4 separate regions of the Homo sapiens genome follow, and regions 2, 3 and 4 are each linked to region 1. A link is a loop called in an ENCODE intact Hi-C map of the cell type or tissue named here. Cell type or tissue: endothelial cell of umbilical vein. All regions are shown on one strand. Region 1 overlaps SORBS2 (sorbin and SH3 domain containing 2). Region 2 overlaps SORBS2 (sorbin and SH3 domain containing 2). Region 3 holds the start of LOC124900828 (a long non-coding RNA gene). Region 4 overlaps SORBS2 (sorbin and SH3 domain containing 2).

Region 1 (8,000 bases):
GCATATAGAATTGGAAGTTTTAAATGTTACCAGCGTGAGCCCAGATTCTCTCTTACAGTGAGGATTTTATTTTTACCAAGCTCTGTGAAACACACAACGCTCAGGTGCCGCCTGAAAATGTGAGAAGTCATTCGGCAAACTAATGAGGTTATTCAGACACACTCTTAAAGTTGGCGTGCTCGTTTATTTAAGGCCGGAACAGAGGTGGAGCGAATAACAGAAGGCCTCTCTACTCCAAAATATGGGTCTTTCTCACCAGTTCTAACAATTGTAGAGTTATTGGGGTTAACAAGATCCTCTTTTGGGATGTAAATACCCTCTAATATGGTTTGATCTGTGTCAACTATGCCTTAATGATGTACAAATGATCTAGATCCTGGCCTTTCCACATCCAGTCTGATGGGACTCAGTGCTTGCTTTAATCTGGAATCAGCTGTTCACGTATGCAGATGCTCGAGTCACATCCAGAGTCATTAAATCTGACTCTCTAGGGGCGGGGCCGGGGTACTGGTGTTTGTAAAAGTTTACCTTATATTCACCCAGGGATGACAGACACTACTTCATATCATTTCTCTCAAGTTTCAACATGTTTACACGCAGCCTGGGGATGTTGTGAAAATGCACATGCTGGCTCAGTAGGTCTGGGTGGGGCCTGAGGTTTTGCGTTTCTAACAAGATCCTAAGTGATGACGTTAATGTTGGTCCGTGGACTACTTTTTTAAGAAGCAAGGCCCAAGACCAGCGGTTTTCAAAGTGAGGTCAAGAATCACCCGGGAATTTGTTAGGGATGCAGAATTTCAGGCCCCGCCAGACCTACTGAATCAGACGCTCTGGGGTGGACCCAGCAATCTGTTTTTACGAAGCTTCTGGGTCATTGATGCTCACTACCTTTTGAGAACCGTTGGCCTGCATGGCACTGCCCAGTAGAAATAGAATGCAAGTCACATAGGTAATTTTAAATTAGCTAGCAGTCAGATTTGAAAAAGTAAAAAAGAAACAAGTGAAATTAATTTTAGCAAAATATCCTATTTAACATACTATGTCCAAAATACTGTCATTTCAACACATAATATAAAAATTAATGTCATAATTTACATTCTTTTTTCAACGTGTGGTCAATATAAAAATGATATGATAGTTTACATGTTTTAGGAAGAGACAACATTAATCTATTTTTATTTGTACAAATTTGTGGGGTACAAGGAGAATTTTGTTACATGGATGGACTGCATAGTGGTAAAGTCACGGATTTAATGAATGTGTCCATCACCTGAATAATGAACATCGTACCCACTGAGTAATTTCTCATCATTCACCTTTTTTTTTTGTATAAAGACCTCAAAATCTAGCATGCATTTTACACTTATATGACATCTCAGTTCTGACTAGCCGCATTGAGCTCAGTAGCCACATGTAGCCACCATATTTGGAGAGCAAAGCTTTACACTTACAGCAGAGATGATGGTACTGACTTTCACCAAATGCTTGCTGTGTGTCAGACATTACCCAGGTAAGCATTTTCTGTGCATTATTCCTATGAGCCCTATGACAACTCATTATTATCCCTGTTTTATACGAGAGTGGGTTATGTTGATCTTTGTTTCCTTAATGCCATAGCTTCTCAAGGAAAGCCAATATTTAAATGCATTATACCCTTTTTTGGTATAAACTATTATAAGGAGGAAAAAGAAAAAAACAATTAAAAAATGTGTCTGTCTGCAGCTAGGCTTCCAATTATTACCAGTAGAATTACCATTCCACATTGAGGCCAAGAGAAACAAATATCCCATGTTAGATTGGCAGGTATTTAAGACATAGTAAAATGTAACCATTTAAAATAAGTGAAAAGAAAAATGCTTTATTCTAGAGTCATTTTTTAAAGCCTGGTATACATTTTTAAAACAAAGTTGATCTTATTTATAAAATTCAGATTAGAGATTTCAAAGTTAATTTATAATTTTTTAATTTGAAATACAGTTTTAATATAAGGTCTATTGAGCCAAAGGATTTCACTGTTTTTAAATAGTACTTGAAGTAGTAGTCATGTAACCCTTTTTTTTCACATGGCATAATCCTCAGTATTTTCCATAATCTATTTCAGTGTCTTTCTTTAATGGCAAAGAAAGAATTGAATTTGAATTTGATATAAGCATCTAGCAACCAACCCTCACATTAATTATAAAATATATCAGGGCATTTTTTTTTTTTTTTTTTGAGATGGAGTCTCACTCTGTTGCCCAGGCTGGAGTGCACTGGTGCGATCTCAGCTCACCGCAACCTCCACCTCCCGGCTTCAAGCGATTCTCCTGCCTCAGCCTCCCAAGTAGCTGGGACTACAGGCGCGTGCCACGACATCCTGCTAATTTTTTGCATTTTTTTTAGAGATGGGGTTTCACCATGTTAGCCAGGATGGTCTAGATCTCCTGACCTCATGATCCACCTGCCTCAGCCTCCCAAAGTGCTGGATTACGGGCCTGAGCCACCGGCAGTTTTTTATACTGAATTCAGGTTGAAGACTCTCTTTTCATCTCCCGATGGAAAGCCTCTCAGCAGTACTTTCTGACTACTTAAGCATTCTTTTTGTAATGGGGAGTAGGGGGTTGAAAAAAACCAGGGATTTCATCTATTGGAATGAAAGCGTTCATAAACATACTTAACTGCTTCCTTGGTAGAAAGTAAGTAATTTTCCTCCCTGGTGGTGGTGTAAAGGCACAATGACTCAATGGAAGCCTGAAGTTGGTCTGATGACACACAGTATCTTCCTTCATCCACAATAGAAAGAGATCTCAGTCTTCAGCTGCCATGATGTGAATAGTCTCATCATGTGAAAAAGTCTGGAAAATATTTAAAAATTCTGTTTTTATTTATTCTCACTGCATCTGTGTGCTCTAAACCCCTGAAGGCAAGGACACTTCATTCTGCCCACCACTGTATTCCCAGAGTGCTTGGCTTATAGTAAGCTCTGAAGTGCTCACCAAATAAATATTTGCTGAATGAATGAATGAATACGACTTCTTAATTTTTATTTCTAGAAACAAAATGAAGGCTCAAAGTTTGTCAGTCATTGCCAGTGACCCAACCAGAATGATTTCTTCATTGGCCTGTGGAGGCAGAAGCAGGGGTCACTGTTTGTCTGCCTCATGTCACTGAATGGTCCCCAGTCTCTGCCAATAGATAAGAGATGTCAACGCTTAACCCAGTAGCTTTCAAAAATAGCATAGTTGATGAAACTGGAAATTTAGGTGCGGGCTCTTTTAAGAAATCATTTGTCTTCAGTCTTAAGAATAGACTGACAACAGATACTGCTACCAGAGGGCTCTCAACTATTTCTTAAGACCCCCTAGGAAATATCAGAAGAAAAGCCTCCTTCTCAATAAAGCATAAGTAGGACATCTCGTTTTCAGTGAATCAGGTAATTCATTTTGAAAACTTGAGGAGCACTGTGTTTCTTTAAGATTCCAGTCAACTTTGGGTTTGTTTTGTTTTCAATGGTGCTGGCAGTTTTCCTCAAAATTTAAATGAATATTTGCACAATGAACCAAGTCGTTGTGGGTTTCCTGGTTGGTGTTTTCTCCCCCCTGGAGTGGGGGGTGGCGATCTGGGCAAGGCATTTTCATCCCTTTGCAGACAACCCCGGCTGCTGTTAATGCTGAAAATAGCTCAAATGCTCTCAGAACAGTAGCACCACCCAGCAGCTGGGATTCTTTCCCTCTCTCATTTGCCTCTCTCTTGCTTTTTTTCCTTCAGACACTTGGATTGGACTTAATCTTAAACCTCTGGAGTTCAAGACCTTTTAAAAAGGGCTAAATAAACAATCTCTACATGTAAAAGGCCACTGACTCCTACTTCCTCTGTATAGAGCAACTGTTGAACTCAGCTGCCTGTAGGTAAGATTTTTTATTCTGGAATTATTTAATTGTTTTCTGGTATGTTCATAACTAATGTCTTTAAAATAACTTACTTATAGTGAAAATAATAAGGGGAGTTGTGAACAATTTTCAGGTAAACACGGTGTTCCAGAATACAGCAGGAGCATCTGGGCATTTTTGTGGCTGTAAGTTTTAAACTTTGCTTAAAGCTCTCATAATAGTGACCTGCAGTACACGCTTGACTATGACTAAGCCATGGATCAGAGGTCTAATTAAGCCTGATTGCCAGAGCAATGAGAGGATGTTTCAGACATCATATTTTTGTTGTTTAGACTGCTTTATTTTTAACTTTCCAGGGGCATTAAAAAAAAAAAAAGAGGAAAAAGATGCAACCATCCACCTGAGTAAAGATAATATATATAAGTAATTGTTCTTTAAGGGCAATGAGCGAGCCGTATTGTATAATGTTCTCCTTTCATCACTGTTTCGTTCATTGCTCGTGTGGAATTAGAGTGGTTGATTTGGGGGAATCTGGGGGTTTTGTTTTTGTTATTGTTGTTTTGTATGTTCCTAGCACATTTTAGGGGACAGTGTTGAGGATTCCTTACTAAGCTGACTGTCTTTTGCTGGGTACATCTGCTGGCAGGTTTCTCTAACGTGACAATGTGATACTTCGGGTCAGTTTCTGTGGCTCCCCTCTCCCCCTCGTTACGCTTGCACTTGACATTTTGCGAAGTACTTTGATCTGTGGACTTTAACTTCAAACACAGCATTTACTTTGATTGTGGCTATTTACTATGCTCAGTAAAAAGTCTCCTTTTTTTTCCTTTTGGTTTAATGCTTTCATAGCATTTCCTTTAAACAATTTATTGGAGCTTTAGTTTTCCTCACTGATCTGTCTTAGATTTCACTTCTAGAGGGACCCCCAATTGTAAGAAAAGTGTTCTCTGGTAAAGTTCTCCCCAACACAGACTTCAGGACAGTTCATGGCCCCTGTCTGGCAGATGTGTAAGAGCAAGCAGCAAATGAGAGTGCACAGAGCCCCGCGCTGGCTGCCCTGCTGCCTCAGAATCTCCGTGTGCCTTGGGGCCCAACTGGTGCTTTTTAAAAACATGGATGCTGAAATCTTTGGAGTTCAGAAATACTTTTTTTTCAGAAAAGTTTATTGGTATCACAGAGCACATATCAAAGGAAAGCATGCATTTTAACCACATAAGGATCGTCTGAGTAACAAAAACGGGAAGAAATAACAAAGAAAAAGAAAATTAGAATCAAAAGAAAACTGGAAAAAAAAAAAAAACCTTAGTAGCCAGAAGTCTGTTTTACGAGTGAAACTTCTGCTGTGTAAGGGATAAGGGATTTCTTAAAAATGTATTTCCTAAAATGGGCAAAATGTAGCACTTACTAGCCATTCAATCAGCTTTGGAATATTCTCTTCATTGTGAAGAAAGCACAGGTGTGTGTGACATTTGTTCCCTTCTTCTTTCCCACCCCAAGCACAAGGTATTTTCACAGTCCTCAGCCAAATACAGAGTTTGACGTTCCCTGGCAAACGGTCCCTGCGTGTTCTGTTGAAGGTTAGGAGTAGAATGAGCCTAATCCTGTCAGGAGACTGTTTAAGTCCCAGTCAAGGACGCTAGCTCCTCAGCGCTGACGCAGTCTGCCCCGTCCTCTGCACCTTGCTAAGAAGGACAAACGCAAGTGGCCACAGGACAAATCTCCAAAGGGGCGGAGCTGTGGAGAAAGCTACGGCAGAGATCTCCCTGGATTAGGAGCAGATGCAATCGAATCTCCAGAACTTGGATTTATAGTAGAAAAACCTAGAGATGTTCAGTCTAATCTTTAAGTTTCCCAAACCTGGGCATTTCATTGCCACTTTTCCCCTTCAAATCTACATTATAAGAAGCATGTCAATCATCGCATTTATGTGTATGGTTACCATTTTAAATCCTCCCGTTATTTTGAGCCTGGGCTTTGTTGGGGGGATGGGGTGCGTCTAGCTAGAATACTCACTCTCCCTTAGTACTGGGAAGCCTTGGTCTGCAGGGCTGAGTGCAAATATATTGCTAGAGGTGATAGTCCAGCGGCAAAATTAAATGGCACCAGGATGAAATCTTTTTGGAGAATGGTAGGTGATCATTCCATTCCCAGGCAAGCCATTTTCCCCCTGTTTTGTTTTGTTTTTTTTTTCTTTCTGTTTCTCTTCACCCCTGAATTTTACGTTGAAACTTTGGATTGTTTGAATGTGAAACTTCAGGTGAAAGCTAGCCAAAGCCACCGAGTTTCACCCAGCTTCCACATGAAAGAAGTATTCTACCCAGCCTTGCACGAAACTTGGCCTGTGTTGCCAAAGGTTTCATGAATGTCAGTGAGCCTGGATTTGAAACATAACCCAAGGCCAGGTGACTTCTGGTGACTTTGAGGCTTTATTGTATTAGTATAGAATCTGCTGAACAGGGACAGTCCTATTTCCGCATCTTCTACTATAGTTTCATGAGGGCACACGTTTTCCCCCAGTAAACTCCCATTTATCTCATGATGTTTGAAAGCCAGGTTCAATCCTAATGTGAATGTTTGTAGCCGTGGGATCGAAGCACTGGCAGATAGAGGTCTGCGTTTTAAATTCCAGCAGCCTGGCCCTCAGTGGTGTGAACATGTTGGTATAATTCAGCTGAAGGAAGGAAGTCCCGGGAGAGCCGTGGAATGCCTTTCTTTGCTTAAATATACCTCTGTGCTCGTGAGGAACAAACAGTAACATTTTGTCCAGGTCTATCCGCTTGACAGTATGCCTTTTGTTCCCTCTCCAAAGGTGGTGTCAAATATATTGGTGGAAAAATAATAAACTTCCAGATATTTTTTTTCCGCCTGCTCAACTGATATACTCCAAGGGAACATTGCAAGCATTGAGAAGTTCAGTACTGTGGCTGGGAATGTAAGGTATACTGAGAATAAAGGAGCTCTCAGTGAAGGCAATGTCCCTCAGAAAAGCATGGCGACCCAGAGTTGATGTGGGTGTGAACGGTCAGATGGTCCCCGGTTGGGAAGGGGTGTGTGTGTGTTTTCTGGGTCGGGGTAGTAGCGAGCAGAGAGGAAAAGGGAGATTTGTAAGCTTTGTTCAGCAAATCTGTCACATCGAAAACAAAAATAATCAAGCCCAGGATCTGAAAACATTCCTTTCTTTTGTAGATCATATAAATTTGTGTTGGCTGAATATTGAATTTTTTTGTATTATTTTTCTCATTAGAGACACCAAGCATTAGGATTCCAGGCATAGTAAATAATCTCCAATGAAAATATGACCCATTGGGAAACATAAAATCATTGCAGATAACTCCCATGAGTCAGTCCCAGGAAGGTCCTCATGGTTCTCTGGCAGTTATGAAATGCTAAGCCACCCAGGACACTAAGATCTGACTTGTCCTTTTCTTAGTTGGGAGATTTCTAAACTCATGTGAAGAATTTTCATAAAAATGAATGTGTGGCCTCACTAAAGATTTAGGCTATCTTTGGTGAGATACATAGATATAGATTTATTATAAAATTAAATTGCCATCAAATTTCATTTTGAAATTTCATAGTCACTTATATATTCAATAAAACAGACTTTCATTAAAGATGTGGTTTGCATTTTAGCAGGTGACATGCAGTGGATGCCCTAGTAGAGAAAGCACTGGAAAAGCTAGCAATAACACAATTTGGAAGTGCCATATGTAGAAGCTGCTTTTTAGCACTGGCTTCACCAGTCATAGTGTAGCATTTATCAGCATATGTGATTTGATAGCCCCAGACTGGTACAGTGAGCAGAGGAAAGGAAGATGTTCAAATGGAGGTTCTAGAGAAAATCATTCAGAACCATCCCACAAGGAAGCTCTCACTAACCATATCAAGGTATAAGGAGTTCAGTAGTTTTAAGACATTCATCATCCATAACAAAACAGAAAAAGGGGAAGGATAGGCTTGGCGTGGTGGCTCACGCCTATAACCCCAGCACGTTGGGAGGCCGAGGCAGGTGGATCACTTGAGATCAGGAGTTCAAGACCAGCCTGACCAAAATGGTGAAACCCCATCTCTACTAAAAAAAAAAAAAAAATGCAAAATTAGCCAGGCATGGTGGTGCACACCTATAATCCC
Region 2 (8,000 bases), 50 kb after region 1:
CAAACACTAAATGGGCGATTTAATGAGAAACCTGGGAGATGTCACCCTGGGAGAGAAGAAAATAGCATTGCATCTTAATTAATTTTCTCCCTGATCTGAGAATCGCCATGATTAACTTTAGAATTAGGAACGACTCCGATTAAAATAATGAGTGCTCCTGCGCATCCTTTTGTGATGACAGGTGAACACAGAAGGCATTCAGTTAACCAGATTTAGAAACAAGAGCCTGTGGTTTTGCTGCTTCACCAGAAATCATCTTACCGACCACCATGCTTACACAAAACAAATGGAGAAAGAAGTATTACCAGTTTTCATCCAGAGCATAAGAGATAAGAGCCATCAAGATTACTAGAGCTAGATGGAATGGCAAAGACAGGACCCTAGCAAAATACTTCCAACTGATTCCCATCCAGAAATACAGGGGTTTTTGGGGCAAGCCAAAAGCCTTAATCAACCCTACAGTCAGGTGAAAACATTTGCCTAAGTAACAGACGGTAGAACCAGAGCTTGAAAGCATGGAGTCCTGGTCAGGTTCTGTCCAGCACGCTACTCAGTGGACTTTCTCGGGGAGCACAGTCACTGGTTTTGCATAAAACCTTCCAGGCTCCATAATGGAAGGGAGAACCTTAGCTGAATCGAGTTCTTGGGCAGGCTGGATAGACCCGCAGACTCAGAAAGCAAGCACTGGGTTTTCACAATAGAAATATGTTTTTGAACATTCTAATAATCACCACAAAAGTTATTCTCCATGAGTTTACTGAAAAAAATCAATTATAAGAAATTGACCATGTATAGTTTTAAGTGTTTTTCAATGTCTAACTCCTAGTCAAGGATTATACCATAAGGATGGGTTTAATCATAAAAGCCAACCATATTCCAGTGAAAGTCATCAAAGAAAACATAAAATCTGTCTGGAGCAGATTCAGGGACAAACATTAATCAGTAACTCAAAACAGTGATTAAGGTGCATTTTTCTGAAGCTTTATTTTTTCTGAACAAGCTGTTTATCTTGATTTATGTTAAAATGTGTAGCAAACCTGGTCGTATCAAAATAAAATAAGCCTAATCATGGGACATTTTTGTAAATCATGCTTTTTGTTACAAAATGGTTTAATAACCTTGATAAATAGGGCTGGTTTCCTAATGAAAGCCTATTTATTTACAGAAGCTTGTTGAAATGAAGTTAATAATGTCTTCAGGCTTTTCTTTTTTAATGTAAACATGATCTGATAAAAGCTTAATTTAGTAATCTGATAACAAAGTTATTAACCTGTCACTGATTTCAGAACAATCAAATACATTGAAATAAATAAGATTTGCTAAGTATAAATGCCTGACACAAACGTATAGTTAAAAAGTCAATTACCAAATTTATTGAAATCCTTTTAACTTCTACTTGTATGTGAGTATTGTTACTTTGAAGGTAAATCATTGACAAAATCCATTGACTGCACCTATCTGGTTAGCTGTAATTGTGACGGCATAAGCAATAGGGTCGTTAATACAAACGTGGACAATCCTTAAGAATCTGTCCACTCTTCAGAGGGGATGAGAATTTGCTCTGATGAAACTATTTTGATCACATCAATGTAGGTTGAAGTGAATGACTCGTTTAGTAGCCATGGAAATCACACCAAGCAATACAAAGAGATGAGCACGTGTACTTCCAGATGCTGCTGCTTTTGTGGTGGCGTCTGTCCAGGGCTTCTGATCTGTTCAAAGCGTACTTAATGTCCCTAAATCCAAACTCGCTTGGTTTTGCTCTCCCTTTACACTGTAGTTGATTCTCTGTAATAGCCTCAAGTAAATATAAAACAAGGCAACCCAATACTTTACCCACAGGACCCTATGTTCCTTCCAGAAATGTGTCTCCTATTTAAAGATGCATGCCCAAATGTGCTAAAACAGACCCTCCTCCCGGATGCATCTCCATAGCTTCTATTTCTGAAATCCCTGGTTTATGTCCAGGCTTCCATACTATATTTGTGTCTATTTTTCCTTCATCTGTTTCTATAACTTTCTAATATATTAATATTTATACATTTGTAGAACAAACCGTGTAAGAAAAGAACATCAAGGAAATAAGCAAGCAATATTCTGGTTCATTCAAGCCAAGTCTAGTGGTGTAACAAAATATATTATATATATAATATATTATACATCTAAATATCCTTATGTTTCTGTATATGAGGTTTCCAGAACTATTGTTTGTTAGCTTAAGTAACAGAGCTTATACAAAGTAAGCATTGTAGGTTAAGTATCTTGGGGGAATGGGTCTTTTGAAAAATGGTCCCTGAAAACTTTGGTTATTATTCTATTTAAAGTCAAATTGTACTATTACATTCCTTTGATATTTAACCCATATTTATTGCAAGCCTGTTATACATAAGGTACGATGAAAGACACAGATGTGAATAAAGCATGATCCCTGCCCTCAAGAAAACACCAACATAAATAACATAAAGTAAGACAAGATGAAGTGGCACAGAAAAGGAACTATATTAGTTTAAATGAGTGAGAGGGATTTATGTGGTTTTCATAGGGGACTATTTTGAGATGGACTTCTAAAACTGTGTGTAATTTTAAGAGTAATTAGAGGTAATCTCAACGAATAAAACATCTCACAAAAGATGAATCAAAATCACACCTGCCTCGCCACACCAGTCATGGGCTCCTGGAAGGCAGGGATTCTTTTGGATTATCCTGACACTCCTACTACCCAGAAAATATCTGACACAATGTAGGCATCTGGTTAAAATGTGCTAATTAAACTCAAATGAAGGCTAAAACATGAAATGTACAAAAAAAGGAGCAACAAAAAGTTCAGTTTGACTAAAAAACAAAAAAAAACTGAGAAGGAAAATAAATTCTTGAAAATTAGGTTAGGATCATGTTGTGTTGGGCTTGGTTTAGAATTTATTAATAGATAATGTGAAGTCAGTGTTCCTTTCAAAATATTAGCCTTGCAATTGCAGCTTGGAATTAAAAGGAGAGAGATCAATATTAGGGGGAGAACTAGGGACAGGAGAGCCAATGAAAAGATTATTATGATAATTTATTTGATAAAATAAAATTAAAACGACAGAAATGACAAACCTGAAATTAGAAGCCATATTAATAAGTACTATATGAACAACAGCAAAAACAAAGATCAAGACAATAATAGCCCACATTTATGATCAATCCCTATGTCCAAGCACAAAGTTAGAATTTTGATTAATTACTTGGGGTTCTTGCCACACAAAGTCGTTACTCCCAAGTTTATAGGTGAGGAAATTGAAACTCAGAGAGATTAGCTATGTCAAAGAAGCTCTGCTAGAATCTATATTGGGATGCTAAATTAGACGGCAAGTATGTTTGACCCACTGGCATAGAGTTCTACATGGTAGGTGGCAGAACCCACATTTAGAAGCTTTCTCAAATGCCGCTTCTCCTTTGAACACAAGTGGGTAGTTAGAATATCCAACAGCAGTGTAATAATTCCAAACAAGAACCTCTGCAGCCTGGCGCTTTTTGCAGGATAATTTCCATCCTTTTGTAACTAATGGATTATAGCAGGCTGTGATGGTTTCTAGCTGTTGACCCCAAAAGGCTGAAGTTCAATATAAATATTAACAGGAGAAATGCTCAAAAATAGATCTGCCTAAATCCCTTTTTGAACTAGTCAAAGATTTACCATAATTGATAAAAGAAAAAAGCCTCTTCATTAAATGATAAACTGGCAACACCGTCTTATGTATGATTCTTTTGTTTTTAAGTACACTGAGCATGAAAGATATGCAAGGTGCTGAACTAGGAGCAGTGAGAGATAAATGGTGAAAAAGACACTATCCTTAATCTCACAGATGCTGCGGTGAGAGAAACAGACGTGAAGGAAACTAGTATTTAGCATTGCTCAAGGAAAGTGTTTTGAGAACACAGAAACAAAGAATAATCAACTCAGGAAAAGGAAAATCTTGAAAGATGGGTAGAATTTTGTAAATAAAAAGGTCAGGGAAATTCTACATCCAGATTCGGGAAACAGCATGAGCGTCCATGGTGGATTCCAGGGAGAGCAGATAGTCTGGCAAATTGAGAGAGGTGGCCGAAGACGAGAGTGAAAAAGGAGAATGGAGTCAGGTCATGGGGTGGCCTTGAGGTCACACTAAATTGTTAGAAGTTGACCTCTCAGACAGCAGAGGCCCCCCATACTTTGGCTAGGTATTAGGAAGAGTCCTCAGGCAACAATATAAATGACAGTGAAGAGAGGTAGGAAAGTTAGGTTAGAACACCCACCGGAGTTCTCAAAGGCAAACTCAGTCTCATCACCGGTTGGCCCATAGGATACTGTTTTGTGGGTTAATTCTGCAAATATCACAGCACTCTAGAAAATACTAGATTAAAGGATAACTGGTGGCTATGAAGACTATTAACTAGCTGCTCATCCTTTTGTCTTTTTTTTTTTTTAACTCTCTGGGCAGTGGAATATCCCAAGTATTCAATAAAAACATGCAAAAGTTGTCCCAGCACAGCTTAAGATCAAATTTATGGTGTTTCCACTCCCCAAACACCCAAACATCATCAAAAAAAAGCCAATACTGAAAGAAAATAAGAAACAAGAGGTAGGTTAAGAAACCCTGGATCTTTTTCATACTAAGCTTCTTTTATTGTTAACTTCACTTGGAAGTTGAAACAACGAAAGGCTAATTTATTAGACCCTTGAAAGCACTTCCTGCTGTTCAACAGTACAGAAATCGGCATGCCGAGTAGAGGAGGAAATAACTTGGAATGTCAGGTGCTGATCAGTAGATGCCAAAAACACTGAGAAGGGTTGCTTCTTAGTTATCTGTTCTTAATGTACATGGCACACCAAGAAAAGTTTGAAGTAAGCAAAGTGATTGAAAATATGTAGCTGCCACGTGGCTGGAGCCCATGGATTAATATACTGAGGTTCCTCTTCCTTATTCCCTTATGAGCCCAGGACCTTGACGTTCACTGAAGAAAGGTCAGCGTGCTGCCCTGTGTCTATGAATTACTTTCTTTCCTCAACTCCACAGAGATAGTGGAACTAGAAAGATGCCTGCTTTAAAAAAGAAACATTACAAAACTTCAAAAGCTGTTACATTTCCAAGCATGGATAAGACACACTCCCTACCTCAAGCCCCCAAATTCTGTATGCCTTAACAAATACTGGAAATTACTCTAAGGAAATGAATAGAATAAGACTCAGACTACTGCTTGGAGCAATCAGCATCTCTGCTCTTTCTGGCTATTTGAGTGCACTGGTACGGGCTGTCCTTTCTTCTCCCAACTTCCCTTAGAGCCTCTGAATTATTTTCTCACGAACCTCATGGAAATAGATTGCTCTGTTAAATACATTGCTTAGGTTTTAGCACATTAAAACATACCCTGTTCTATATGATCCATGATGCAAGCTAAATTGGTGCTCCTTCTCCAAAGACATAAAACTGTTTTCAAAGTTCTTAAGGGAGACAGAGTGAAACAGTCCTTGTCTCTGTGTTTTCAGCGAAGTTGCCACCATGCTACCAGCAAGAAGCCATCTGTGTTATGTCAGGTGCTTGCCTCTATGGCCAGAGTTGTGCCCCAAATACGATATGCTTTTAGTGGCTGTGGGATTTATTTTATTTTATTTTTTTTTAATGGTTATTGATTTATTACAATTTTATAAATTAATTTACTAATTTACAAATAACTTTCTGAGCTCTTACATGTGCAGGCACTGTGCTAGGCCTGTTACAAACTCTGGAGAACTGAGTTATCCCCATATACAGATGCAGATACTGAGGCCCTTTGGGGTTGGGTGACAGCTCAGATCGGCTGTGGGATTTATTAATTTCTCAGATGTTTGCCTTCTTCCCACTGTGATGACATGAATACAGCTCTGGCGCATTTTAGCTACAAAACAAAATAAAATTATACTGAATCTTAGAAAACTGTTTATTTTCCTGGGCACTTTGGGTAGGCTTTTGGGTGACATTAAAAGTGTTAAAAGCTCATGCTGCTGGTTAGTAGGCACTTAATATCAACAATATTATCAGTGATTCAGCCTTTAATTAAGAAAAAAGAGTCAACATTCTTAGCCAGAGTATGGGTGTGAAGGAGGAGGTTCCTTATGGGCTCTTCAAACAAGACTCTTTCAACAAGTTTCTCAAAATTCTGTCTCAGAATAACTAATAATCTATTCCCAATAATTTTTTTTATCACCAATCAGATGCCAGACACAGATTCATTGTAGAGTACCATTCTGCAAAGCCTGAAGTGATATTCACAGTTTTCACACTTCTGAAAATATCCAAAAAGGCAATGTAGCTGCTTCGTGTTAAACTACATTAGAATAAATTGCAGAGACTGTTTTCCAAATAATGCCACTTTTTAAATTAAATGCCCACATGAATGATAATAATTTAGAATTAACATAATTTATCATAGCTAATTAGAACTGAAGAATCATTTTGCGATCCAAAGAATTAGAAACTCTTTTTGTCTTACCAGAATTTCACAGATGTTTTTCATATTTTTTAAACAAAATTTGGAAAGTAACCCATATGTCCCTGACACTGTTCTCTGGAAAGATAGATAAAGCTTATACGTGATCATAGCCGTTTCATCATCCTGTCTGGACCCAGTGACATAATATGATCTCTTTTTTGTTTATTTTTGTGGGTAGTTCTGAAGCACTGTTTGTTCCAAACATCTCTTACAGAATTCACGACCTTTTAACAGGTATTAATGGTGTTTATATAGTGACTTGGAGCTTAAGTGATTGTTTTGGCTGAAATCTAAAGAACTTCTCATTTTTTTTCTTCCTTGACTACATTTTGCTACATATTGAGAAGGTTGTTTTGGAAAAAAATGTATATATGTGCACTCTCACATGATAATTCTCTCTAAATTATTTGGAAGTTGAGCAACACAGGGCCTAATTATACGGAACCAAAGTCTGTAATTCCTAAGAGGAAGACCTCAGCTCTCTGGAGCAGTGCCACTCCTCATGTGATTGATTTCGTCTTCTAAGACAGCTTTTGTTTTCCCTTCTTTCCAATGCGTGCAAAACATAAGCCACTTGACTATGCAGAAAGATCTGGGTATTTTCTTCTTCCACTTTACAGTAAAATATTTGACTTTGAAACTGTGCCCAAGGGTTCATCTTCCGGCTATACCAAAAAAGTTATTTCTCCATTATGCTTGGTTTCCAAAATTCCAACTGAATGTGACGAAAAGGAGGGGCTCTGACTTTCTTGGGCTGCTCCAGGAAGTTTGCCTGCAGAAGCTTCAGGGGCTCCAGTTCTGCTACCAGTTCTGTCATTTGCTTAGGAAGGTAGGGCAAAGACCCAGTCACCGTGCTGATCTTGTCTGCAAAGAGATCAAACGTTCACATCTGTCATAGTTAAAGAGTAGGTGGGGACCGGGTATGCTGGCTCACGCCTGTAATCCTAGCACTTTGGGAGGCCAAGGCAGGCGGATCACCCAAGGTCAGGAGTTTGAGACCAGCCTGGCCAACATGGCAAAACCCCGTTTCTACTAAAAATACAAAAATTATCTGGGCGTGGTGGCAGGCACCTATAATCCCAACTACTCAGGAGGCTGAGGCAGGAGAATCACTTGAACCCGAGAGGCAGAGGTTGCAGTGAGCCAGATCACAGCCAGGGCGACAGAGTGAGATTCTGTCTCAAAAAAAAAAAAAAAAAAAAAAGAATAGGTGGGAAAGCAGGAGTTAGGAAGTGGCTCACAGTTGTACTTTGTGGTAGATTGTCTCACACTATCCTCTGAGCAATCCCATGAGGCAGGTGGATGAGGAACTTTAGTATCATTCCCAATGCAAGGGTGAGAAGATTGAGGCCCAGGGAGACAGAGCGATGGGCCTACGGTCACGCGGCTGTCACTTTGTGTCGGAGCCGTGGCTGGAATCTAAGCTTTTAAGGTCCTGGTTCAAGGTTGCTCATCCCACACGGCCTCATTTCAAGGGGTGAATTATCAGTACCTCCACTGTGAAAAAACTG
Region 3 (8,000 bases), 190 kb before region 1:
ATATAATTGTTAAGAATGAGTAAATTAGGTAAATGGAATAAACATTTCTAAATAAACTTGTCCTAGGTTCAAAGATTTTTAAAAATAATTTAAAATCTGAAAGTTGTGTTATATTAAGTTAAATAATAGATCATCATGAAACGTCTGAGTCATTTCTAAATAAGTTAAGGTACTGAAAGATTAATTAATAAGCATAAGTTCCAGTTTATATACTTTGGCATTTTGTTTTTATAGGTTATTTTAAAAAGCAAAATGTATTTGGATTTGTTAATAAACATACGAAGATTCTAAAAAACTAATGTTTCTAATAATTTTAAAATGTGTATTTATAAATTACTAGTGCAAACAGTCAAAATTGCTTACTTCTAGGTTTTCAGTAAAAATTAAGGCTACTAAGAGTTAAAATTACAATTAATACATTTAATGAAAACTACCAAAAATAAGAAGACCAATTTTATACGCAAAATATACAAGCAAAACAAGAGGTATTTCTGATGAAAAAAGTTACAAAAAATGAAAAATATGTGTTTTGTTTAGAAAAGTAATTTTATCTAGTTTAGAGTACGTTTAAAGATCATTTCAGAATAGTTTTTTAATGTTGTATATTATATTAATTAGATAAAATAGTTGAAAATATAACAGAGGAGCTTATGTGGTTAAACTAAGAATAAATAAATGTATTATAAGAGAAGAGATAATAAAGGATTTTTGTTTCCCTTTTGAATAAACTACAAAAGAAAAAAGAAGAGAAAGAAAAAATATTCCATGTGCATCACACTGTGTTTATTAGATCTTTTGTTTAAATAAGTGGTTATTTTTCTCATAATGATCTGTGATGGCAACCTTTATTTTGGCAACTTTCCCCAAATCAAAATTAAGTCTTTTTGACCTCAAAGTAACTTTTAGACATTATAGGAGGGCCCCTGGAAATCCAAGAAAGACATTAAATTAGACTTACTTGATATGTTAAATTATATGACAAACATTGTCAAATAAGAAATGATGTTTAACCTTCTTTGAGGTTATATTTGTGTGAATATGTTATTGACATATGTGTTCCAAAATTGTAAGAGATTCCTAGAAATCCTAGAAATTATGTTTTAGTATATGTTATCAGTCATAACGCTAATGTTAAAATGTTGTGTGCCACAGAGAGGACCAAATTTTCTTGACAGTTGCATCATTATTATTGTGAATTCCTATCATATCTTTAACCATAGCCATTTTACATCTTACTGTCCACAGTTAATTGCTTTATTTTGATGTTTTTTTCTGAAAGCTCTTTGCAAGTGATTAGAGTCCTAAAATGTTGTGTCTTCAAGGAAATATATGGAAAGAACAAAAATAATTCTAACTCTGAGTTCATACCATTGGACTGAGTTTCCATAACTCGAATGGAAAAACTGGACTCAAGAAAATCCTAACTTACATTGGCAGAACAAGAATTAATTACATGGGACTGAACTCACAAAGGATTATGACTTTTTAGTGACTTTTTGTTTGAAACATATTTTTTATGTTTTTATCTGCATTGTTAAGGAAACTCTTCTATGCTATCTATAGCTTGCAGCAATTTGCTAACGTATATTTTTATGAGCAAAATTGAAACATTTACCTTTGTCCCTACCTGATCCCTCCAAAATTTGGCAACTGCGAGTATTCTAGTTTTAAGGCAAAACAGTTGTTTGTGTAAGTACAGTCCTGAGGTGCGTCCTTGGCTTGGCTCCTGAGACCTGAGAGGCTTTTAGAAAGTCCAGTCTGAGGTTCCTTATGAAAAAGTTCCCCACAAAGCCAATTTAAAAAGTGCCTATATGGTTGATCACTATTCTTGCTATACTTATGTAAAAAATCATAAAGACTAAAGACTAAACTTTTCTTATGAACAAATTAGTCTTGTTTTAATGACTTTTTGTTTGAAACATATTTTTTATGTTTTTTGATAGGTGGACTAGAGAAATAAAAATTATATTTCAGAAGACAACTCTAGTGCACCTGTTATTAGACTCTACCTCATTGTTTTTGAGGGTTTACTATCTACCTACAATCTGGACCAGATCTTGAATTATTTTAGTTTCCTGCAATATTTGACTATGACTCACCAAAGTAGTATTTGTAATTTTTCTCCACCCTTCCAGCTTGGAATCACTGAAATGAAAACTGCACTTTCCTGAAACCCTGCAGACTAAAACTGGATGGTCTGATATAGCCTTTGGAGAAATCACCACAGCAGTTTTATGTAGAAATAAACTTTCTGCCTATTACTATATGGGCCACTTAGAAAGCTCACCGGATGCAAACTGCGAACCGGAAAAATCCCAGATTGCCACTGTCTGCTCTCACTCCATATGAAGATGCTTCAAGTCTAACATCTGAAAATCTTGACTGGCTGCCCTCTAGACCCAAAGGTTTGTTTTCTTTTCTTTCCCTAGAAATGCCCTTTGCTACGTACATGACTGTTCACACTATTTGGGGCCTGACTTCGGTGGAAGCCAGTCTGCAACACTGCTGCTGAAATGAGACACAACTGTCAACTGATTAGCTGAAAGGCCTCTTCTCAGGACTGAGAGCCTGGGAACAGCCTGGGAGACAATCCACCAACCCGATCCGTGGACTGTCAAACTACCTATGGGGGCCGGGCGTGGTGGCTCAAACCTGTAATCCCAGCACTTTGGGAGGCCGAGGTGGGTGAATCACCTGAGGTTAGGAGTTCAAGACCAGCCTGGCCAACATGGTGAAACCCCGTCTCTACTAAAAATACAAAAATAAGCCCAGTGTGGTGGTGGGTGCCTGTCATCCCAGCTACTCGGGAGGCTGAGGCAGGAGAATCGCTTGAACCAGGGAGGCAGAGGTTGCAGTGAGCCGAGATCGCCCCACTGCACTCCAGCCTGGCGACAGAGTGAGACTCTGTCTCAAAACAAATGAACAAACAAACAAAAAAACTACTGGGGGGAAGTTTCAGACTGAAGAATGTTGAGGCTCAGAAAAATGATGCTTCAAAGTGAAGACGGCAGAAGCAGCCTCAGAAGCGAAGTTTCCCTGTGACCTTCTCTCACCCTCCTGTCTCTCAGCCCCATTCTCCCCTGAGGCCAGTCGCAGGAACTAGAATCTCTCTGCCCCAACGAGTGTCACAGAAACCAGAGTTCCTTTTCCCCAAAGCCAACGTGTAGCCTAAAGGCACTTTCACTTTTGGCTGTTTTTCTGTGTAAGAATTGGCCAGAAAAAATTTTCTGACCTATCTTATTTAATGGTAGGTAATAGGCCCCCCATTACAGAAAGGGTCCTGCCGGATACCTGCGAGGAAGGAAAGCTACACAGAGAGGCTGAGCAAGATCTGAACAGACAGGCCTCACCGAGTGTCCCTAGTTAGCCTGTTACCATTACATCATTTCCTTCTGTCCGGTCACATTTCTGCATGACTGTCCCTGCTCCCTGAAACCTGGGCACACAATCAGAGAGTTTCCCCGGTACCTTTGGGTCTTCATTCCGAAGGCTCCTGTGTATTGTAAAGCTGTGGTCGAATATATTTGTTGGGCTTTTCTCTTGTTAATCTGTCTTTGTTTCAGAGGTGTCCGTTTTGACCCCTATGACAGGGAGGAAACGGATCACTCCTTTTCTGCTGCTACAACAGGAAGTGTTGTGTCTCAGAAACCTGAACTCCAACATATGGCCCTTTGACATGCTGGATTGAAGAAGCGATCCCAAGGTCTCTCTGACCTACCCCTCACCCCCATTTCTCAATGTTTTGTCTCTCCCAAGGAACAGAATGAAGTTGTTCTCTGAGGATCCTTTATCTTCCTAGAAACCAGACTGGCCAAAAGAACACAACTGCCTTCCCTGAGTTTCATTAACTGCACTCATATCACAGGAAGAAAGACCGAAGTCCATCAACACCCCTGGGTACACTTTTGTCACAAACAATTGCCTGATCTCCAGTCACAACACGTTTTGTCCCAGGCCATCGTATGTTCTCCAAGTCCATTCATTTTCCCCTAAAAATCATTCACTGTTCCACAAATCGCCACATTTGTTGTATGAAGAGGGGTGTCTAAGCGTCTGTACCCCACTGGGTAATCATTCTGCAATTCCCCAGTGCTATACAAGTTAAAATAGAAATGTGTGTGTGCCTTTTCTCCTATTAATTTGCCTTTTATTTTGTTTTGAGACTGAGTCTTGCTCTGTCGCCCAGGCTGGAGTGCAATGGCACAATCTCGGCTCACTGAAACCTCAGCCTCCCAGGTTCAAGCGATTCTCCTGCCTCAGCCTCCTGAGTAGCTGGGATTACAGGCGTGTGCCACCACGCCCAGCTAATTTTTATATTTTTAGTAGAGATGGGGTTTCACCATGTTGTCCAGGCTGGTCTTGAACTCTTGATCTGATGTGATCCACCCGCCTCGGCCTCCCAAAGTGCTGGGATTACAGAGGTGAGCCACTGCGTCCGGCTTAATCTTCTTTTTGTCTGTTCATTTTCAGTGACCCTTCAGAGGGCAAAGAGAAAGTTGTCCTGTGGCCCCTCCAGAAGTTGGGTTGAGGATAATTTATTTTTATCAGAGACTTTTATCACATTTTATAACATGGTTTAGTGTAAAAACATCTGTGCTCCTCATGAATTACTTGTAGAGATATAAGTGTTTTATTTCCTCCTACCTATTGCCCAGAAGAGCTAATGTGAATGAAGCAATTTATCAGAAACGTCCTTATTTTTATCTGAACTCTGGTCTAATGGATGCTTTCATGTGAATAAGCATCAGAAGTCTCCATTTTCATGAAAATAAATGAATGAAGTAGGTCAAGGTGGTAAATCTAGACCAATAAGTTTAGCTGTTAAGGCACTTCCAAAACAAGGCATTTCAGCTCTAGTAAGCAGACACCAGCCCACTGCATTGTGTTTGAGATCTGAAGCTGAATATGGCTTTGAAGTGAAAAGACAAAGGCAATGACAGACTCAAAAGAATGAAACTACAGTAGACAGTGAGAAATTGTGCTAAGGAAAGGGGCTCCCTTTTTATCGCATTGGTTAATTCTCAAAACTGTCTTTTATATCCCTGTTTTTGGAATTGGAATTGGCAGTTAAAACTTATATTTAAAAACTTTAGAGATTTCATTACTGTAAATCTGTATAGTCAAGTTTGTGTTGGAGATGTACAAATTTAATTAAATAGGAAGTCTGCCATTTTGTTAGCTACTGCATTTCCATATAGCATAAGAAGTTATCCAATTACTTTCTGAAAGCAAAGATGTAAGAAAAAGTCTGTAATCACTCCTGGCAAACCCAATTAAAGCGGATTAGATTTATAAGAAGTATCTGCTCATATGTATCACATAGACATAAGAAGAGGTAATTTTAAAGAGACAGCCCTCCAATATGGGTGTGTTCTATACAGTGGAGCATCTGGGAGGGACAGAATGGATGGTACTACAGGATCACAGGATGGGTCAGTATCTTCTTCCTACTAGTTGTTCCTTCTGATTTCCCTTTCTATACCTCAAAATCCACAAATTTGGGTACCAATGTGAAGTATTCAATGTTTGATGAATAAACAAATGAACAATTAAATGATCAAATAGAAATACAAATATTAGCTGTGAAAATGATTGTTTTATAATAAGTTAGCCTTGTAGATTGTGTTCTGAAGTTCAAGATACTCTACATGCTAAAGAATGCTTATTTTATTTCTTAAACAAAAAGTTCAATTTACAAGGTATTTTCTGTGACTGCCAAATCCTGTGGATCTGTACAGTTGAATCAACTATTGTTATTTTCTCAAAATTCCTCAACAGGCACCAAATGTGTGTTTGAACATTTTTGATTAACTTTGACTTTGGTTATTGAAAAGTCACTAAGAAGTAAAATTTATCATTGTTTTTAAATTCTATAAAATGATTTTGGTGGTAAAGTGTTAAGGATGTTTTACTTTACTGGTTCTTTTATATTTATGATTGAGTTTTAAATTTATTTTTAAATAATTATAATTATTTTGGAGAAAAATATGCTGACCATATTTGTATATTGCTCTTGAATGTCATTTTATTTTATTTTTTTTATCACTTCAGAATTTCAAATAGTGCCTCTTGAATGTTCTAGTATTGATTTTAAGATCCTTTATTTTCTCTGAAGTGCCTCTAACAAGAAAGTGACTGAAATTGGTGAGCCAGAAGGAGAATGCCAGTGAACTTAACTATACTCAGTAGAGGATTCCAGAGGAAATTCAAATTTTTACCATTGAAGCCAGAGATGATCTTGTAAACTAAGCTGGAACTAAATAATAAAATGCTCAGACACTAGGAATTTTTATTGCCTTCTATAATTTGCAAAGTATCCTACCACAAACACAGAATAAACTATTACACTTACCTAAGATATAAAAAAGAAATAGGTGGAAGAACTACAGTTTGAGAAATGAGAAAATTATAAAGCATTTTGTAAAGAGCACTGCTATATCATAGATTTGCTTCACACTAAAAATGTTAAAGGTTTACAAATATTTGATTAAAATAGTGTTGGTAGTGTGGTAGCTGAGTTGAGAAGGTTGAGATTCTAAATGTTTATATTACTTACTCCAGGGTTATTCATTTGGCAAATGGTAGAACAACATTAGAATTAAAGCTTCGGGATGTCTATAGTTTCTATGTACAATTTAGAAGTAACCTGGGCAGCCCTTGGTTGTAACTATAGTTCTACTTGCAACCAACCAAAGCATTCCACATATTTTTTCTATGTTCCTGGAGCTTCCTTTCTCTGCCTCCAAGATTCTATTCCAACATGATCTGATGCTATTCTTTCCATAACATTGACAAGAAGGCTAACCTCTTCATCCCTCTCTAAAAATTGTGTTCCCAGCAAATATTCCATAAATTTTGTGTCTTTATTGATGATTTGGTGAGAGGCCCTTTGCCATCTTACTACCAGCTTTCTCTGAATTCCGTATCTTTTCCTCTGCCTCCACAGACCCAAAATTACCTCCCTTACCCAAAAAGTTCCTCCCATATTAAGTGCTAAGGAGACTTTTCAAGGAATGTTTTACAAAGGAAATTCTCAGCCATGACCATGCAAGAAATTCTAATAGACAATTTAAATATGTTATTGAAATACATTATGTTTGTGACATTATGCATGTAACATTATATGTGCTTCTTTACAATGACATACTACTCTAATTTTCATTGCTTCCAAAGTCTTAATATTTTTAACCAGAAAACAAATTCAATATGAAGACCAAATTCATAAGATTATTTACTGTAGAAGATCACCACTTAAATGACAAAAGTAGACTTTTTTCTCTTGGATTAGAAATTTTGTCATTTAAAATTTGTTAATTTTATTGAAAAATGTTTATAAGTAAAGATTGTAACAGTATAGAAAATTATATAGGAAAAAATAAGTTTCATCTCCATATCTTAAACCCTCCAATTTTGCTGCCCAGAGGCAACCATCATCAGTAGATTATTTTCTTGTACATCTTTCTAAAAGGTATAAATATTTCTTTTTTTAACATAAATGGCTCCCTTTTTTCACACTGTTATACATCTTGCATTTTCTCTACTTAATCGTTAGCGCATAAAGACTTACAACTCTACCTCAAGTTTTAATATTTTGTTATAATTTTTATTCTCATTACAGTTAACGGATGTACATGTAAAGTTGTATTCAGCAATTACAAAAACAGGAATTTCTGCCATTTCCTGTTTGCTGGAGGCAATCATATTAAAATTAGCTCTTCTAGTATTTACTTCCTCACCTCTAAGTGTTCGTATTTCCACTTCTTGATATTTCAGTTTTAGGCAGTAAATATTGACTTCTCCCTTTGGAAGGTGAGGATTTATTTCTCTTTCAATCATACGGCCTATACCCACCATGCACCTACACTTGCAGTCAGCTAGCCTTGAAATACTATACTTTTGCTTGTATCAATACTCAGTACTTTTATAACTGTGGCTAAGTAAAAACTACTCAAGCCTGAATCATGTTTACTACAATTACTTTGTTTTCCTATTCAACAAAA
Region 4 (8,000 bases), 81 kb after region 1:
TGAGAAACTTAGCAAAGCATAAAATTTTAAAAAATGGTTCTTTAAAAAGATCAAGGCTTTTCTCCTCAAAATAGAAATGTGTGCTTCTCAGTACAAGGTGGGAAATCAGAGGCACTTTCCCTTATTGAATTAAGCAGGAGTAGGCTGCCATCAGGATGTTATCACTCTGCAATTTGTCACACAATTTGTTATGTGACATTTTATAGACATCTCTTTCCATTCAGCCATCGCTTTCGGCTATCAGCTGTCAAAGGGAAAGAGAATGATTTTTTTAAAAAAGCTAATCGTCAAAACCTTTATAGTGTCACTTTCCCTTAGATCCAGTAGCATTGTCTATAGCTGGGCTAGAAGGCAAGGGTTTGATTCAACTATTTTCTTAGGTTTTCTCTTGTTCATGGCAATGTGTGGGGGGGAAAATCTTAGCTAAATAAAGGATCTTTTTAAGGAAGAAAGAAAGCTGCCTGGAAAGTAGAATTCCTTTTCAATTCCAACATGTTGCTAAGCTGGGTGTGGGACAATTGGGAGACGGGAAAATCCATAGAAATCAGTCTAATAAACCATATGGCTTGCTTCAATCTAAAGCAATACAATAATGCCCCATGTATTTTCAGGAAAGTCTAGATTATCTTCTTAAGACTCAATCAAAGGTAAAGATCTGCTTCAAAATATTTGAAATATTAGTGAATGGGAATAATGCCAGTTTGCCAGATTGGGGATGCTTTGCTGTCTAGCGGGGGAGTCGATGATAATGACATTGGTATAAATTGTTCGGATGCATAGAAATGGGCAGAACTGGGATTTGAGTCAAGCTTTGCCTATTTCTTGACCCATTCTTCCAACGCTATTCAGTTTGCCTATACATGTGTTATAGGGATATTCTAATTAATTCCTCACATGTCTCTTTGATAAGGTGCCTGACTTATGAGATCCTCAGTCAGAATCTGAATTATTTTCATTAGAAATTTTTTTGGCTTTTGATTTGCACATTATAAGCCAATGGAATTCTCCTAATACTGTACTATCAAGTTGAACAAATGACTTAGTCTTAGAAAAAAGATGCACTTGAAAATACTTAGATGTTGTTCCGTAATGATCCCTAAGATTACAATATAAAACTAAGGAACTCCATGAAAGTAGGGTGGCTAGGCACAGTGACTCACACCTGTAATCCTAGCACTTTGGGAGGCCGAGGCGGGTGGATCACTTGAGGTCAGGAGTTCGAGACCAGCCTGGCCAACATGGTGAAACCCTGTCTCTACTAAAAATACGGCATGGTGGTGCATGCCTGTAATCCCAGCTACTCGGGAGGCTGAGGCAGGAGAATCACTTGACCCCGGGAGGCAGAGGTTGCAGTGGGCAAGATCGCATCATTGCACTCCAGCCTGGGCAACAGAGTGAGATTCCACCTAAAGAAAAAAAAGAAAGTAAGGTGCTGGACCAATGTTAAGTCACATGACCATTTAAAGCAAATAGTGAAATGAGTGATTCACCAACTTTGAGACCTTGGAATAACATCAGAAGGAATCATTTACCAGGTGATCAACTTCTAATCAGTAAAGTCTTTAGGGAAAATTGATAAGTATTTTGAACAGCTTACATTGTAAAGTCTCAAAAGGAAAATTGCTAGTTTCCTTGGAAGACATATAGTGCTCTTTTTTCAGGAAATTTTTCCAAATATCAGGACATTTGGTCTAATTAAAACTAACACTCCGCGTATTCTCATAAAAAATTATCAACGGCCTCATGTTCATTTATTTCTTTATTATTTGTGGTAATAATGTCTCCTTATTCCTAGAAATGATGTTGAATGTGTTCTGGCCTCAGCATAGATAAATAGATGCCGCGGGTAATTCGGCTCCTGAATAATAAGGAACATTTTCAGGCACTGTTAGCACAGGAGTTCTGGGAGGTACTTGGTGTTCTTATGAGCATGGACAGTCATGCCGCTACTGTTGACTTGTGTGCCACCCACTCAGGCAGAGGAGTCTCTGAGCCAATTTAGAGAAACTAGTCAGAAGAGAGTTTCTAAACTCACAAAACAAACTACTTGGAGTTTTCATGTGACTATTTCAAAGCAGCATGTTGACATATAGGAAAGATAGGTGAAGATAAATGTCAACCTGAATTAAGTCATTTGACTATAATAGAAAAGTGAAATCACTTGGCATTTATGAATACTTCTTATTTTACCACAGTCAGAGATAGAGAGAGATGCATTAATACATTGATCACTTAGGGCAGTTTATCCAAAGAGAGTGCTACAAATGATCCCATTTCAAAATAAATAAGTAAATTCAAGTTAAAATCTGGTGCATAACCTTAATATGATTGTATTTTTATGTTCATGTTTAAAATACATCTCTTTAAAAAAAAAAACTAACATCCTGCAATGTTTTCCTACTACTTAAACATCAATATGTCCTTTTTTGAATAATATATGAACTGTGAATATGTTAATTTCAAAATAACAGTAGCAATGTATTGGCTTAAGGTTCGTCTGTGGAAAATCTTTTGGGCAACTCCTCCCATTAACTGAGCTAAAATTCAGTCCTGTAGTTTCATACATGGTCTTGGTGCTTAAATTCAGGTCTACAAAAATAAAATGACCTACATAGAATTCTTAGCCAAAACTGGGGAAAGGATTTTGTCTCTGCTGCTCTTCAGAATGGGATGCCTGATAATCAAAACAATTCAAGCAGAATTATGAGACAACAGGCACAAAGGCATGTTCATGCCCATGCAGGATCAAACTCCTTAGGATCCTCTTTCAAAAGTTAAATTACCCATTCTATTCTCTTATACGTATTGAGAACACAGCCTGCTCTGATTCCGAGAAAAATGAGATGTCTGATAATCCAAAGAAATTCAAGCAGAATTGGCCAGGCGTGGTGGCTCACATCTGTAATCCCAGCACTTTGGGAGGCTGAGGCGGGAGGATCACAAGGTCAGGAGTTTGAGACCAGCCTGACCAACATGGTAAAACCCCGTCTCTACTAAAAATACAAAAATTAGCCAGGCGTGATGGTGCACGCCTGTAATTCCAGCTACTCAGAAGGCTGAGGCAGGAGAATCCTTTGAACCCAGGAGGTGGAGGTTGTAGTGAGCCGAGATCATGCCACTGCCCTCTAGCCTGGGCGGCAGAGTGAGACTCCGTCTCAAAAAAAAGAAAAGAAAAGAAAGAAAAGGAAAAAGAAAAAGAAAAAAAAGAAATTCAAGCAAAATTAAAAGACTATAGACCCGAAGTCATGCTGTTTACAGCCCTTCCATGAACAATCAACACAATCTATTGCCATATGTATTTTGACAGTGGAGGCTACTCTAATCCATAAGTAAAACCAATCCATTGTTGTCACAAATTAGGACACATATGAAGTTGCTTTTTATATGAAACTTTGACAAAAGTAAACACAATCCCCTAGCACCTATTGAAAATCATGCTGACACCTTCATGTTCGGAGACTTCTTTGCTCCGTGGATTGTCTGCTAAGGCTCAAGGTAGTCTCCATGTTATGGTCAGTTCTCATAGTCTCGTCCCTGGTTCAATTCCAAGTTAAGAGAATACTTGAGATGCTGTTGTCTAGCAGCATGCAAAGACTCTAGGAATTTGATGCTTTCCAGAATAATCTGTGCTTGTTATGTAAGTACAATCAAGGACACTTTTTCAGAGCAGAACAAAAGAGATTAGATTCGCTTTAGTTTGAACTGTCTAAAGAGAGTTCTCAGTCGTGGATTTGTTAATGGACTTAGCACAAATAAGGGAAATAGAATCGTGCATTTTTATTAGTCACCCAAGAAGCCTTTCGGTTTCAGGTTCTTCTTGAGAGCTCAATCACTGGGATTCTTCTTTTAACGACTTGGAAAATGTCTTGCTTGATTAGGAAGTTAGTCATTTCACATTTTGACATCTAAAACAATGGGAAGTTAAAAAGCCTCACAAATTACATTTATAAGTAACAGGATACATCACTTTAAAGATGAAAACCTCAAGGATTTGTGGCGCCTTTCTTTGTTCTCGTTAATCCTATTTTACTTTTTGAGTGTTAGATATTCTGTAAATATCGGCATTTGAATTCAAACAATAGGTGTTGATAACTAGTTCTCTAACTTGGTACAAAAACATTATTATTGTCTGTCAGCAGATTTTGTATTCTGAGAGTTAACCTTCTGTATTTGATGTTTTCTTTGTCAATCACTATTATTCTAGCCCGAATACTGTCTTCCTCATTCCGTTTTAAAACCTTAAGCAGTTGTAAGCACAGCGTTGCCTGGTTTCAAAAGGAATGAAGAAGTCGAATTTGGGAAAGGTCCTCATAATCCTCATTTTCTGGAGGTTGTTTATCCCTTCTTGTTTTAGAAGTTGCCTCAGTCTCAGTCACAGACATCCCCTGAGGCTTTTCTTTTCCATTTATTTTGTCCATTTAAGGTTAACATATTAGGAGTTTTGCTACCAAGAGCTACCGAGAGATTAAACTAAATACGTTTGAAGGAGCTTTCCCAAAGCTCCTGTGCTGGCCGCTGCCCTCTTCCCTGACTTCATCGGTATCCCTCAATACAGGCGGTCTTAAGGCTACCAAGCTGAGTTTTTAGAAATACGCCACATTTTTTCTGTGTAATTCTGGAGAAGAACAAAACAAAAAAGTAAAACAGAAATGTGCCTGTTTAGTTGCATACACTGAAAAATAGGAGATAAAATTCACCATCATAAAATTTCCCTCAATCATTTTTCAGAGTCTGTTGGCCTATGAAATGCCCCAGTGAAGTTCCCCATAACCCTGTGGAAACTCAGTTCTAGCCTGGCCACGCTAAGCATGGCTCCTGCCCTGCTCCCTACACTGCAATGATGCCCAGGGCAGACGGACAACGATATGACACTGAACACAGACCACACAAAAATTAAACACCATATAGTAAGGATATCGTCTATATTGTTTTCAGCGTAGAGCTCTAAAAACATATACTGAGGTGATTATCAGTACTGTGATTTTACCTATTTTAAATGTTCATTAATTTAGCATTTATTGAGTCCTAAGGTATTAGTAATTCAATCTAGGCAAATATACGTGTGTGTGTGTATGTGTGCACATATACATGTGTATATAGCAAAACGAGGATTACACTATACATATATATCTATATATAAAATCTTGCTTTATAATTATATTTCATAGGACTTAAGTGTATTTTTAATGTTATTTTCTTTCATCATTTTCCCCCCACTGGGAGAGAAGTACCATTATATTTAGCTAATATTCACATTTTGATTTTATTATTATAATTTTTCATCAGTAATGAACAAAGCCAGGCTTTCCAAAAGAGGTGAACTCCAATAGCCACATTGAAAGAAAATAATAGTTGTGAGTTGAGCAGAGGAAATGGTCAGAAGGGAGAAGAGGGTGAGAACCTTGGCAGACAAAGGCAAGAAAGCCAGGAAGCTCATTTGCTGCTCTTTTTAGAGACTAAAAAATCTTTATTTATCAAAAGTCTTTCTTGACAGGTGATCATGCCAATGATTTCATTTCAAATTTATCCTCATTCATCCAAAAGGAATAAATAAAATTCTTGAAAATGTTCGGATGTTGCAGTACTGATGCGCCTGGAAGCTGTGAGTGTGTTGTGCTGTGCGGGGGGGTTCTTGTGGATACTCAACAACAGGCCCACTCAGGAGCAAAGGCCAAGTGGCCGGGGTCAGACAGCTCTTGCAGGGAGCTCTTGGACTTAGGAGATTTGCTACCTTATCAGCGTGTCTTTCCTCTTTGGTTTCAGGGTATGGGTAAATAAGAAACTCCATAAATGGGCTAAGAGAATATGCCAGAGAAAGAACTAAGTCATCTCACATGTCATAAAACGATACACAATATTTAAAACCTTTTTCTTTGGGAGGCCGAGGCGGGCGGATCACAAGGTCAGGAGATCGTAGCCATCCTGGCTAACATGGTGAAACCCTGTCTCTACTAAAAATGCAAAAAGAAATTATCCGAGCGTGGTGGCGGGTGCCTGTAGTCCCAGCTACTTGGGAGGCTGAGGCAGAAGAATGGCGTGAGCCCGGGAGGCAGAGCTTGCAGTGAGCCGAGATCGCACCACTGCACTCCAGCCTGGGCGACAGAGCGAGACTCATCTCAAAAAAAAAAACTTTTTTCTGAGACAACCCCTTTCTGCCAACCGTTTCTAGCGAATTAATCTCAATTGCTTTGCATCCAACATTTCACTGGGAAAAATCAGCATTCAATACTAATGCAGAGATGGATTTTGTAGTGACCATCTATTTCCTGTGTCTTTAAAAAAGAGAAAGATGAATCTCATCTTTCTTGACAGTGTCCTGAAAATATGCGTTACATTCATTACATATTCCCCGGTAGTCAACTGACCTGCACATGTAAGGCAATGATTTTAAAGTGCCAGGGTCACTTTTAAAACTCTGGAAGAGGACACTTAACAGGCAATCATTTCAGGCTTAGAGAACAAAAACCATTTGTATAAATATTTGTAAAAGAAATTTAATTTTTTAAAAGGAAAACTCAACCAGGCACGGTAGTTCACACCTGTAATCCCAGCACCTTGAGAGGCTGAGGTGGGAGGATGGCTTGAGCCCGGGAAATTAAGGCCACAGTGAACTACAATCACACCAACTGCACTCCAGCCTGGGTAACAGAGCACAACCCTCTCTCTAAAAAAGAAACAAACAGGCCGGGCACGGTGGCTCACGCCTGTAATCCCAGCACTCTGGGAGGCCGAATCAGGTGGATCACGACGTCAGGAGTTCAAGAGTAGCCTGACCAACATAGTGAAACCCCGTCTCTATTAAAAATAGAAAAAAATTAGCTGGGTGTGGTGGCATGTGCCTGTAATCCCAGCTACTTGGGAGGCTGAGGCAGGGGAATCGCTTGAACCCAGGAGGCAGAGATTGCAGTGAGCCAAGATCGCACCACTACACTGTGGCCTGGGCGACAGTGGCGGACTCTGTCTCAAAAAAAAAAAGAAAGAAAAAAAGAAAAACAAGCACAAAACGTCTCCATTTTCATCCATTAATGCTCACCATTAAACAAAAGCATAAAAACAGAATATGTCTGTTTTATGAGCATGGGACCAATAATTAAAGTTTAACATGAACAGAATTATAAATTCTTCCTACCTTATTAAACACTGATTTAAATAAGACTAATGATAATGTGATATTAACTTACAGGTACATCAAAAACAAAAATGCGACACACTTTCATGATATTTTCTTCCACATGCTAGTGAACAATTATGCACCATTTTTTTCCTACAGGAAAACTGAAGACTTTAATAACAAACTCTCCAAGGTGAAAATGAACACAGGTATGCTGTCTGTTAGTTTTAAACTCTTTTAGCCTTGCTCTCTAAAAATCATGTTGGCCCTAAATCATTAGTTTAGCACTCTTCTGATCCTAAATGTGATTCTGAGTTTCTGATTAGATACATAGCATAGATTCATTACTTTCTTTCTTTGTATTTGTGCCCCACTCTTATAGCCACCAAACATAGAATTTTCTCTTCTATTACTTGCTCCTACTCCCTTTTTCTCTAATCACATGTTAAAACTAACTCCTATAAACAATAGGAAGAGGTAGTATGTCGTTTGTTTGTGTACTTTTGAAATCTCTCACTTAAAAATAGGCTAAATTCAAAGGCAAGTTGCTCTAGAAGAAAATATTCAAACTTACCTGTTCTATAAACTCTTTATGTTGAAGAAGTCAGCAGATAGAGTGCCAAAGTTTTATACAAAATCAGCTTAATTAACCTATAGTCACAATTCCCATAGTGTTATAAGCATTATATGTGTAGATGTGAGAGTAGTATCTCCAAATAACTTAACAACTGTGTCTCTAAACTGTATTGTCTACATTTTAACTGTAAAAGTGTTCATGATACATGCTTTGTACATATGAACTTTTTTCCACAGTAGAAATAATTTGGCTTATAATTTTGCCTTCCCCCCACCTTGAAATATACAATACAAAGTAATTCAAGAAACAACT

The links. Hi-C counts contacts between places; a loop is a spot of excess contacts. Peaks named below come from ENCODE experiments on the same cell type or tissue, not always from the same donor. Only the 100,000 strongest peaks of a DNase experiment are listed, where the experiment ranks them.
Region 2: a loop joins it to region 1, with 2.2 times the contacts of the local background. A loop is called at or near these places in 15 of 110 quality-filtered maps.
Region 3: a loop joins it to region 1, with 4 times the contacts of the local background. A loop is called at or near these places in 2 of 110 quality-filtered maps.
Region 4: it touches region 1 in a loop (2.0-fold over the local background); 2 of 110 quality-filtered maps call a loop at or near these places.

Annotation. Positions count from the first base shown.
Region 1 is chr4:185,771,114-185,779,113 of GRCh38, reverse strand. It overlaps SORBS2 (sorbin and SH3 domain containing 2), which reads left to right. Exons shown (of 27, transcript NM_001395207.1): 2 at 3,748-3,887. Among named protein-coding and RNA genes, the nearest start is that of SORBS2, 37 kb to the left of the region's middle. RefSeq lists a silencer at 3,505-3,799. In endothelial cell of umbilical vein, no CTCF peak of the experiment used is centred here; DNase peaks (open chromatin) are centred at 3,603, 4,073, 5,523, 6,573 and 2 weaker places; H3K4me3 peaks cover 2,894 bases; H3K27ac peaks cover 5,097 bases.
Region 2 is chr4:185,720,778-185,728,777 of GRCh38, reverse strand. The region is part of intron 3 of SORBS2 (sorbin and SH3 domain containing 2); the gene reads left to right. Among named protein-coding and RNA genes, the nearest start is that of SORBS2, 87 kb to the left of the region's middle. In endothelial cell of umbilical vein, no CTCF peak of the experiment used is centred here; a DNase peak (open chromatin) is centred at 4,817; H3K27ac peaks cover 68 bases.
Region 3 is chr4:185,961,293-185,969,292 of GRCh38, reverse strand. It overlaps LOC124900828 (a long non-coding RNA gene), which reads right to left and starts at 4,044. Exons shown (of 2, transcript XR_007058417.1): 1 at 3,469-4,044. In endothelial cell of umbilical vein, no CTCF peak of the experiment used is centred here; no DNase peak of the experiment used is centred here; H3K27ac peaks cover 1,001 bases.
Region 4 is chr4:185,689,882-185,697,881 of GRCh38, reverse strand. SORBS2 (sorbin and SH3 domain containing 2) reads left to right here. Exons shown (of 27, transcript NM_001395207.1): 4 at 7,271-7,320. The coding sequence starts at 7,311. Among named protein-coding and RNA genes, the nearest start is that of SORBS2-AS1, 110 kb to the right of the region's middle. In endothelial cell of umbilical vein, no CTCF peak of the experiment used is centred here; a DNase peak (open chromatin) is centred at 3,851; H3K4me3 peaks cover 483 bases; H3K27ac peaks cover 1,652 bases.